Linked DNA regions of Homo sapiens: region 1 is linked to region 2. Evidence: chromatin contacts called from ENCODE Hi-C or POLR2A ChIA-PET data. All regions are on one chromosome and are shown on one strand. The core of a region is the stretch at or near the end of the contact, and the rest is flanking DNA. Distances in the headings are between cores, read along the strand shown. Region 1 has its middle 21 kb from the start of TNFSF9. Region 2 holds the start of TNFSF14 (TNF superfamily member 14).

The links. A loop is a pair of places that touch in the nucleus more often than their neighbours do. ChIA-PET counts read pairs that join two places held with the same protein, here RNA polymerase II (POLR2A). Pooled maps may share reads with other maps.
Region 1: a loop to region 2 is called in a pooled map, with 2.9 times the contacts of the local background. The contact joins the enhancer-like site here to the promoter of TNFSF14 in region 2. A Hi-C loop is called at or near these places in 2 of 50 pooled maps. POLR2A ChIA-PET finds 5 or more read pairs at or near these places in 5 of 52 experiments (BJ, GM10248, GM12878 and 2 more).

What each region holds. Positions count from the first base shown.
Region 1 is chr19:6,550,346-6,554,401 of GRCh38, reverse strand. It overlaps the pseudogene TGFBR1P1. Among named protein-coding and RNA genes, the nearest start is that of TNFSF9, 21 kb to the right of the region's middle. RefSeq lists an enhancer at 2,436-2,505. Within about 2 kb of position 2,298, at least 4 of the 41 ENCODE cell types and tissues checked have a DNase peak (open chromatin) inside an H3K27ac peak, as active enhancers do; they include GM12878, where a contact is called at or near this core.
Region 2 is chr19:6,668,157-6,672,157 of GRCh38, reverse strand. It overlaps TNFSF14 (TNF superfamily member 14), which reads left to right and starts at 1,998. Exons shown (of 4, transcript NM_001376887.1): 1 at 1,998-2,307. The coding sequence starts at 2,089. RefSeq lists a silencer at 869-968 and enhancers at 1,539-1,768, 2,149-2,238, 3,139-3,328, 3,389-3,478.

The sequences.
Region 1 (4,056 bases), core at 1,049-3,548, 120 kb after region 2:
CCCAGGTCTCATAGAACTGGCAGCTGTCATTGCCTCCTCTGCATCTCACTCATGTTAATGATCTGTTTCTGCCACAACCGCACTGTCACTCACCATCAAGTGTCAAATAAAGAGGACCCTTCATTAGATTATCCTTTTATTAGGCCAGGCACGGTGGCTCACGCCTGTAATCCCAGCACTTTGGGAGGCCAAGGCGGGCGGATCATGAGGTCAGGAGATCGAGACCATCCTGGCTAACACAGTGAAACCCCGTCTCTACTAAAAATACAAAAAAATTAGCCGGGCGTGGTGGCGGGCGCCTGTAGTCCCAGCTATTCGGGAGGCTGAGGCAGGAGAATGGTGTGAACCCTGGGGGGGCGGAGCCTGCAGTGAGCCGAGATCGCGCCACCGCACTCCAGCCTGGACGACAGAGCAAGACTCCGTCTCAAAAAAAAAAAAAAAAAGATTATCCTTTTATTTCAGAGGGAACTACATTAAAAGATTTAATTTATGATATGACAATATCAGGCTCTGGATCAGGTCTACCATTGCTTGTTCAGAGAACAATTGTGAAAACTATTGTTGTTACAGGAACACTGGCAAAGGTGAATGTGAAGAATTTTGGCGAGGAAAGCGGCGGGGAGAAGTTGTCATTAAGATATTCCCTTCTTGCCTGGGCACGGTGGCTCACGCCTGTAATCCTGACACTTTGGGAGGCTGAGGTGGGTGGATCACTTGAGGTCAGGAGTTCGAGACCAGCGTGGCCAACAGGGTGAAACCCCATCTCTACTAAAAATACAAAAATTAGCTGGGCGTGGTGATGCAAGCCTGTAATCCCAGCTGCTTGGGAGGCTGAGACAGGAGAATTGCTTGAACCCGGGAGATGGAGGTTACAGTGAGCTGGGATGACACCACTGCACTCCAGCCTGGGCAACAGAGGGAGACTCCGTCTCAACAACAACAACAACAAAAAAAGGTATTGTCTTCTAAGAAAAGGAACGCTTTTACACTGTTGGTGGGAATGTAAATTAGCTCCACTATTGTGGAAAACAGTGTGAGGATTCCTCAAAGACCTAAACACAGAACTACCATTCAGTCCAGCAATCCCACTGCTAGGTGTAAACCCAAAGGAATATAAATCATTCTATTATAAAGACACGTGCATGCATATATTCATTGCAGCATATTCTCAATAGCAAAGACGTGGAACCAACCTAAATGGCCATCAATGGTAGAATGGATAAAGAAAATATGGTACATATACACCACGGAATACTATGCACCATAAAAAAGAACGAGATCATGTCATTTGCAGGAACATGGATGGAGCTAGAGGCCATTATCCCTAGAAAACTAACGCAGGATCAGAAAAACAAATACTGCATGTTCTCACTTATAAGTGGGAGCTAAATGATAAGAACACATGGACACATAGAGGAGAACAACACACACTGGGGCCTATCAGACGGTGGAGGGTTGGGGGAGGAAGAGGATCAGGAAAAATAGCTAATGGATACTAGGCTTAGCACCTGGGTGAAATAACCTGTAAAACAAACCCGCATGACACAGGTTTACCCATATAACAAACCTGCACATGTACCCCTGAACTTAAAGTTAGTTTTTGTTTTTTTTGTTTTGTTTTGTTTTGTTTTTTGAGACGGGGTCTTGCTCTGTCACCCAGGCTGGAGTGCAGTGGCGTGATCTTGGCTCACTGCAACCTCCGCATCCCAGGTTCCAGCGATTCTCCTGCCTCAGCCTCCTGGGTAGCTGGAATTACAGGCACACACCACCACGCCCAGCTAATTTTTGTATTCTTAGTAGAGACAAGGGTTTCACCATGTTGGCCAGGCTGGTCTTGAACTCCTGACCTCAGGTGATCCACCCACCTCCGCCTCCCAAAGTGCTGGGATTACAGGCATGAGCCACCGCGCCCGGCCCCAGGTTAAATTTTTTAAAATTTATATTTATGGAATCATGGAGAACTTCTCATCTAGAGAAGAACGTTTGTGACTCTATGAGGCAGAGATTTATCAAATTGGCAGGTTACGTCATGAAAACCTCCTGGGAGAGCCAGGGCCAGCCACACCCGGCCACAGACTAATTTTTCCACCAGGGAAAGTTTGTCCAGCTTATTGTGAAAATTCGTGTGGTATTGATGGCTGTGGTGGGCTGTCTGGCTGCTGCCATCACATGGCTGCTGCAGGGAGGGCCCAGGGAGGAGGCTGACAGCTCCCCGGCCACGCAGCCCACAGCCCTCTGGAGCCCACGCCCTGCTGGAGCAGCGCGGTCGGGCAGAGAGGGGCCCGGATGTGGAGCTGGGGCCGTGCTTTGGGGGCGGGGGCAGGAAGAGGGAGCAGCGCCCTCTTTGGGGACTAGCCAGCCGCGCAGCCACTGCACCCACCCCGCAGAGGGTTCAGGGTTCCTAGGCATCAGGAGGAGGCTCTGTGCAGGGCTTGCCAGCCGTGTTCTTGGGGTCCACCCCGCATCAGAGCGACCACCAAGCCTGCCACTCCCCGTGGCCAGGCTGGGGCCAGGATCAGCTCCCCACAGGCTGCCCCTGAGTGCCGGGGCAACAGGGGCAGTTCGTGGTGATATTGCCCCTGCCCTGGGCGCCAGCCCAGGCCCGGCAAGGATCAGGAATCCCCGCCCCAGCTTGCAAGGGGGAGCACCTGAAGCTGCATCCTGGGCCTCTGCAGCCGCCCAAGTTGTGGCCGCAGATTCAAGCCTCCCTGTGCTCTTGGGGGGCCAGGGAGGCCCCCCTGCCCTTGCAGGCTCCAAAGCACCTGCTCCCACTGCCTGGTTTCTCCCTGCTCTCAGCGCCTGCTCTGATCTTGGAGCAAAGTCAGGGTCCAACCTGGGGCCATGAACGGCAGCAGGAGGCAGACTGATTCCTGGCAGAAGGGAGCAAGTCCTCGCTAAGACCCCACCTTCAGGCCAGGGAGGGCCTGAAGGCTGAGGGCCACCAGACCTGTGGACCAGAGTGGGGACTTGTGATGCCTTTTCCAGGCCCATGCATGGCTGTTAATGGACCAGTCGGCACACACTGCATCCCCTCTGAGGTCCATAAAAGCCCCAGGCTCAGCCAGAGCAGGGCAGAGAAAAAGAGAGACGTCCAGATGACCAGCTGCAGAGAGAAGCCACTCTCTGTGCTAATAGCTGGAGATGACCTGACGACCAGCTGCAGAAAGGAGCTACACTCTCTGCTGAAAGCTGCAGTGAGGATGGGATGACCTGCTGGGCAGAGAGAAGCCACCCTCTCCAAGGCCTCCTCTCTGCTGAGACCTGCAGCCATCAGGAGGACCAGAGAGGAACTACCCTCTCTGGGGTCTCCTCTCTGCTGAGAGCTGAGCACTCAATGGAATGAACTGTCTACAGAGAGGAGCTGCCCACTTTGGTCTTCTCTGAGCTGTTCTAACACTCAATAAAACTCCTCTTCATCCTGTTCACCCTCCACTTCCCTGTGTAACTCATTCTTCCTGGACACAAGACAAGAACTCTGGCAAAGGTGCCAGGGGACACAGATATTTCCGACCAGAAATGTGACACCCTAAAGATTCTGTAACAGTATTACGTAAGCCTTTTTTTTTTTTTTTCTTTTTGAGAGGGAGTCTTGCTCTGTCGCCTGGGCTGGAGTGCAGTGGCACAATCTTGGCTCACTGCAACCTCCACCTCCCAGATTCAAGTGATTCTCCTGCCTCAGCCTCCCGAATAGCTGGGATTACAGGCACACGCGGCCATGCCCAGCTTTTCGTATTTTAGTAGAGATGGGGTTTCACTGTGTTGCCCAGGCTGGTCTCGAACTCCTCAGCTCAGGCAATCCACCCACCTTGGCCTCCCAAAGTGCTGGGATTACAGGTGTGAGCCACTGCACCTGGCCTATGTAAGCCATTTTTATCTGTTCAGAGACAGTGGTTTTTTTTAAGAAATGAATTACATTTAAAATTAGAATATGGTTAATGTTCAATAATAGGCCTTTTTCTAGAAAGGCAAAGAAAGTTAATAATTTGGATAGATAACAGGTGTGCCAGAGCCACATTTGTTATGCAGAGGTAAATGTTCAGTCTGTCCTCTGTCTTG
Region 2 (4,001 bases), core at 749-3,248:
GTCTGGGGCAGAGTGAGCAAAAGCACGAGGGTCCAACCACAGAGGCCCCAGTGAAGGGCACTTCGTGTCTTAGCCTAAGCTCAGGGGCAAGCTGGCAGCAAACTGTATCTATAAAGGGCCACATAAGTGTTTTTGGCTTTCAGGGCCAAGAGGTAAAATCAAGGATATTACAAAGATACTTATGAAACAAGACAGAAGCCAAGTGCAGTGGCTCACGCCTGTAATTCTAGCATTTTGGGAGGCTGAGGTGGGCAGATCACCTGAGGTCAGGAGTTCGAGACCAGCCTGGCCAACATATAGACAACATATATGTTACAACATATATAATGGCCAACATATAATACAAAAATTAGCTATGCATGGTGGTGGGCGCCTGTAATCCCAGCTACTCAGGAGGCTGAGGCAGGAAAATTGCTTGAATCCGGGAGGCAGAGGTTGCAGTGAGCCAAAATGGCACCACTGCACTCCAGCCTGGGTGACAAAGTGAGACTCTGCCTCAAAAAAAAAAAGAAAGAAAAAGGCTGGGTGCGGTGGCTTATGCCTGTAATCCCAGCACTTTGGGAGGCCAAGGCAGGCGGATCACGAGGTCAGGAGATTGAGACCATCCTGGCTAACACGGTGAAACCCCGTCTCTACTAAAAATACAAAAAATTAGCTGGGTGCGGTGGTGGGCGCCTGTAGTCCCAGCTACTCAGGAGGCTGAGGCAGGAGAATGGCGTGAACCTGGGAGGCGGAGCTTGCAGTGAGCCGAGATCGCACCACTGCACTCCAGCCTGGGCGACAGAGCGAGACTCCGTCTCGAAAAAAAAAAAAATCCACGCTTGAATGCATGCACACTCATACATGGACCTCCCCACACACATGAACACACCCGTGCAAGTGCGCACACACACATACACGCACCAATGCACAGGCACACACACATGCACACACCTGCACACAGCACATATATGCACACCCACTTGCACATGTGATGCATGTTCACACATACACACACGTGCACATGCATGCATGTACATGGACCACATGCACATGCACACAGATGACCATACACATATGCATGCACCTGCCCACATATGCACGCACATTTACATGCCAGCACATGTATGATACACAGGCATGCGCCTGCACATGTGTACATGATACACACTTGCATGCACACAACTGAATACACACATTCACATGCACACACTGCACACATATATGCATGCAGACAAGCACACACACAGAGCACACATCCACTCCTTTATTCCACTCTTGTGTTTTTCACTGCACTTGTCACATCAAAACACAACAGAAGGCCGGGCATGGTGCGGCTCACGTTTGTAATCCCAGCACTTTGGGAGGCTGAGGTGGGTGGATCGCTTGAGGTCAGGAGTTCGAGACCAGCCTGACCGACATGGTGAAAACCCATCTCTACTAAAAATACAAAAAGCAGCCAGGCGTGGTGGCACGCGCCTGTAATCCCCGCTACTTGGGAGGCTGAGGCAGGAGAATTGCTTGAACCCAGGAGGTGGAGGTTGTAGTAAGCTGAGATCGCGCCACTGCACTCCAGCCTGGGCAACAGAGCGAGACTCCATCTCAAAAACAAAACAAATAAACGAACAAAAAAACCCACAACGTATTATTTTCTTGTTTACGAGGTTTCTTGTCTCTCTGGCTCCACCAGAAGAGGAGCAGGGACCCTTCTTGCTGTTGTTCATTGCTGCATCCCCCACACCGAGAGCAGAGCCTGGCATGGGCAGAAAGTCCTCAGTCGATATTTGGTGGCCCCAAGCGAATGAAGCATCCAAGAAGGGAAAGCTGGGGGCTCCCCACTGCACTTGCCACCTGAGTCACATTTTCAGAAGCCTCTGGAAAGTGTGAGAGTCTGTATGAGTGAGAGTGAGACAGGGCCAAGACCGGGGGCGGCGGGTACCGGAAGAAGAGGAGGGTGAGTGGGGGAAGGGGTGGGGCTGAACCCCAGCTCTAAAGGCGGCCCACGGGTGCCTGTCCGCAGCGTGCACAGCCCAGGAGTGTTGAGCAATTTCGGTTTCCTCTGAGGTTGAAGGACCCAGGCGTGTCAGCCCTGCTCCAGACACCTTGGGCATGGAGGAGAGTGTCGTACGGCCCTCAGTGTTTGTGGTGGATGGACAGACCGACATCCCATTCACGAGGCTGGGACGAAGCCACCGGAGACAGTCGTGCAGTGTGGCCCGGGTGGGTCTGGGTCTCTTGCTGTTGCTGATGGGGGCCGGGCTGGCCGTCCAAGGCTGGTTCCTCCTGCAGCTGCACTGGCGTCTAGGAGAGATGGTCACCCGCCTGCCTGTGAGTGGGACCGGGGGGCTGAGAGCAGGTGGAGGTGAGGGGGGCTCCCCTGTGTCATTGTGGGTCACTGTGTGTCTGTGTGTGTGTGTGTGTGTGTGTGTGTGTGTGTGTGTAGGACAGGGCACAGGCTGAGAGCAGCTGGCTTGACTGGTTGCTGCTCCCAGCCTTGGGCAAGTGAATTCACCTCTCTGAACCTCAGTGTCTTCATCTACAAAATAAGGGCAGTCTCTTCATAGGGGACGAAGTATGCTATGGCATGTGTAGTACCAGACGATGCCAGCTCCACCCGTCGGAACTGACACCCCAACACTGCCATGCACACCCCTGTGCACACACGCATGCATTTTCTCTGTACTTTTTTATTTTTGAGACGGAGTTTCACTCTCGTTGCCCAGGCTGGAGTGCAATGGCATGATCTCTGCTCACCGCAACCTCTGCCTCCCGGGTTCAAGTGATTCTCCTGCCTCAGCCTCCCGAGTAGCTGGGATTACAGGCATGCGCCACCACGCCTGGCCAATTTTGTATTTTTAGTAGAGATGGGGCTTCTCTATGTTTGTCAGGCTGGTCTCAAACTCCCGACCTCAGGAGATCCACCCGCCTCAGCCTCCCAAAGTGCTGGGATTACAGGTGTGAGCCACTGCGCCTGGCCTTCTCTGGTACTCTTATTACTGTTACTGCGATTGTCATTAATTCTCTGACCATTTCCATCTGTGGAAATTTCTCGGTCTGCTTCCAGCTGGCTGTGGATGTGTCCGCCTGTCTGTGTGCCTCACCTGGGGGTCTATGTGTGCCCAACACCATACCCCTGTGGGCTTGGCCCCTTTTGTGTCCTGGGTCTGGATCCGGTGGCCACACATTCGTGTCCATATACCCATGTGGACGTATGTGCGTGTACCCACATGTCCACACACCCGCCTAGCTGCAGCCGGTGTATTCACGTTGTCTGTCTTTGTCTCTGGGTCTCTGTGTCTGTAGACGCACATGGATCCATAAACCACAAACCACATGTCCACGCATCTGAGCCCACATGTGTCTTCTCAGCGTCATGATGATGTTGAGGTCTGTGCCCTGTGGCAGGTGCTATATCCCAAGGGTGGTGTCCATGTGTCCAGCCATCTCGCTGTCTGCATTTTTTTTTTTTTGAGACAAGGTTTCTCTCCCATAGCCCAGGCTGTAGTGTAGTGGTGCAGTCTTGGCTCACTACAACCCCACCTCCCAGGTTCAAGTGATTCCCTTGTCTCAGCCTCCTGAGCAGTAGCTGGGATCACAGGCATCCGCCACCGTGCCTGGCTAATTTGTGTATTTTTAGTACAGACGGGGTTTCACCATGTTGGCCAGACTTGTCTCGAACTCCTGACCTCAAGTGATCCACCTGCCTCAGCCTCCCAAAGTGCTGGGATTACAGGTGTGAGCCACCACGCCTGGCCTTGTCCCTGTATTTTTAAATATTACTTATTTATTTAATTAATTACATATTTATTTATCTTAGAGACTGTGTCTCACTCTGCTTCCCAGGCTAGAGTGGAGTGGCACGATCATAGCTCACTGCAGCCTTGAACTCCTGGGCTCAAGCAAGCCTCCTGTCCCAGCTTCATGAGTAGCTGGGACTACAGGCATGCACCACCATGCCTGGCTAATCTTAAAAATTTTTTGTAGAGATGAGGTCTTGTTGTGTTGCCCAGGCTGGTCTTAAA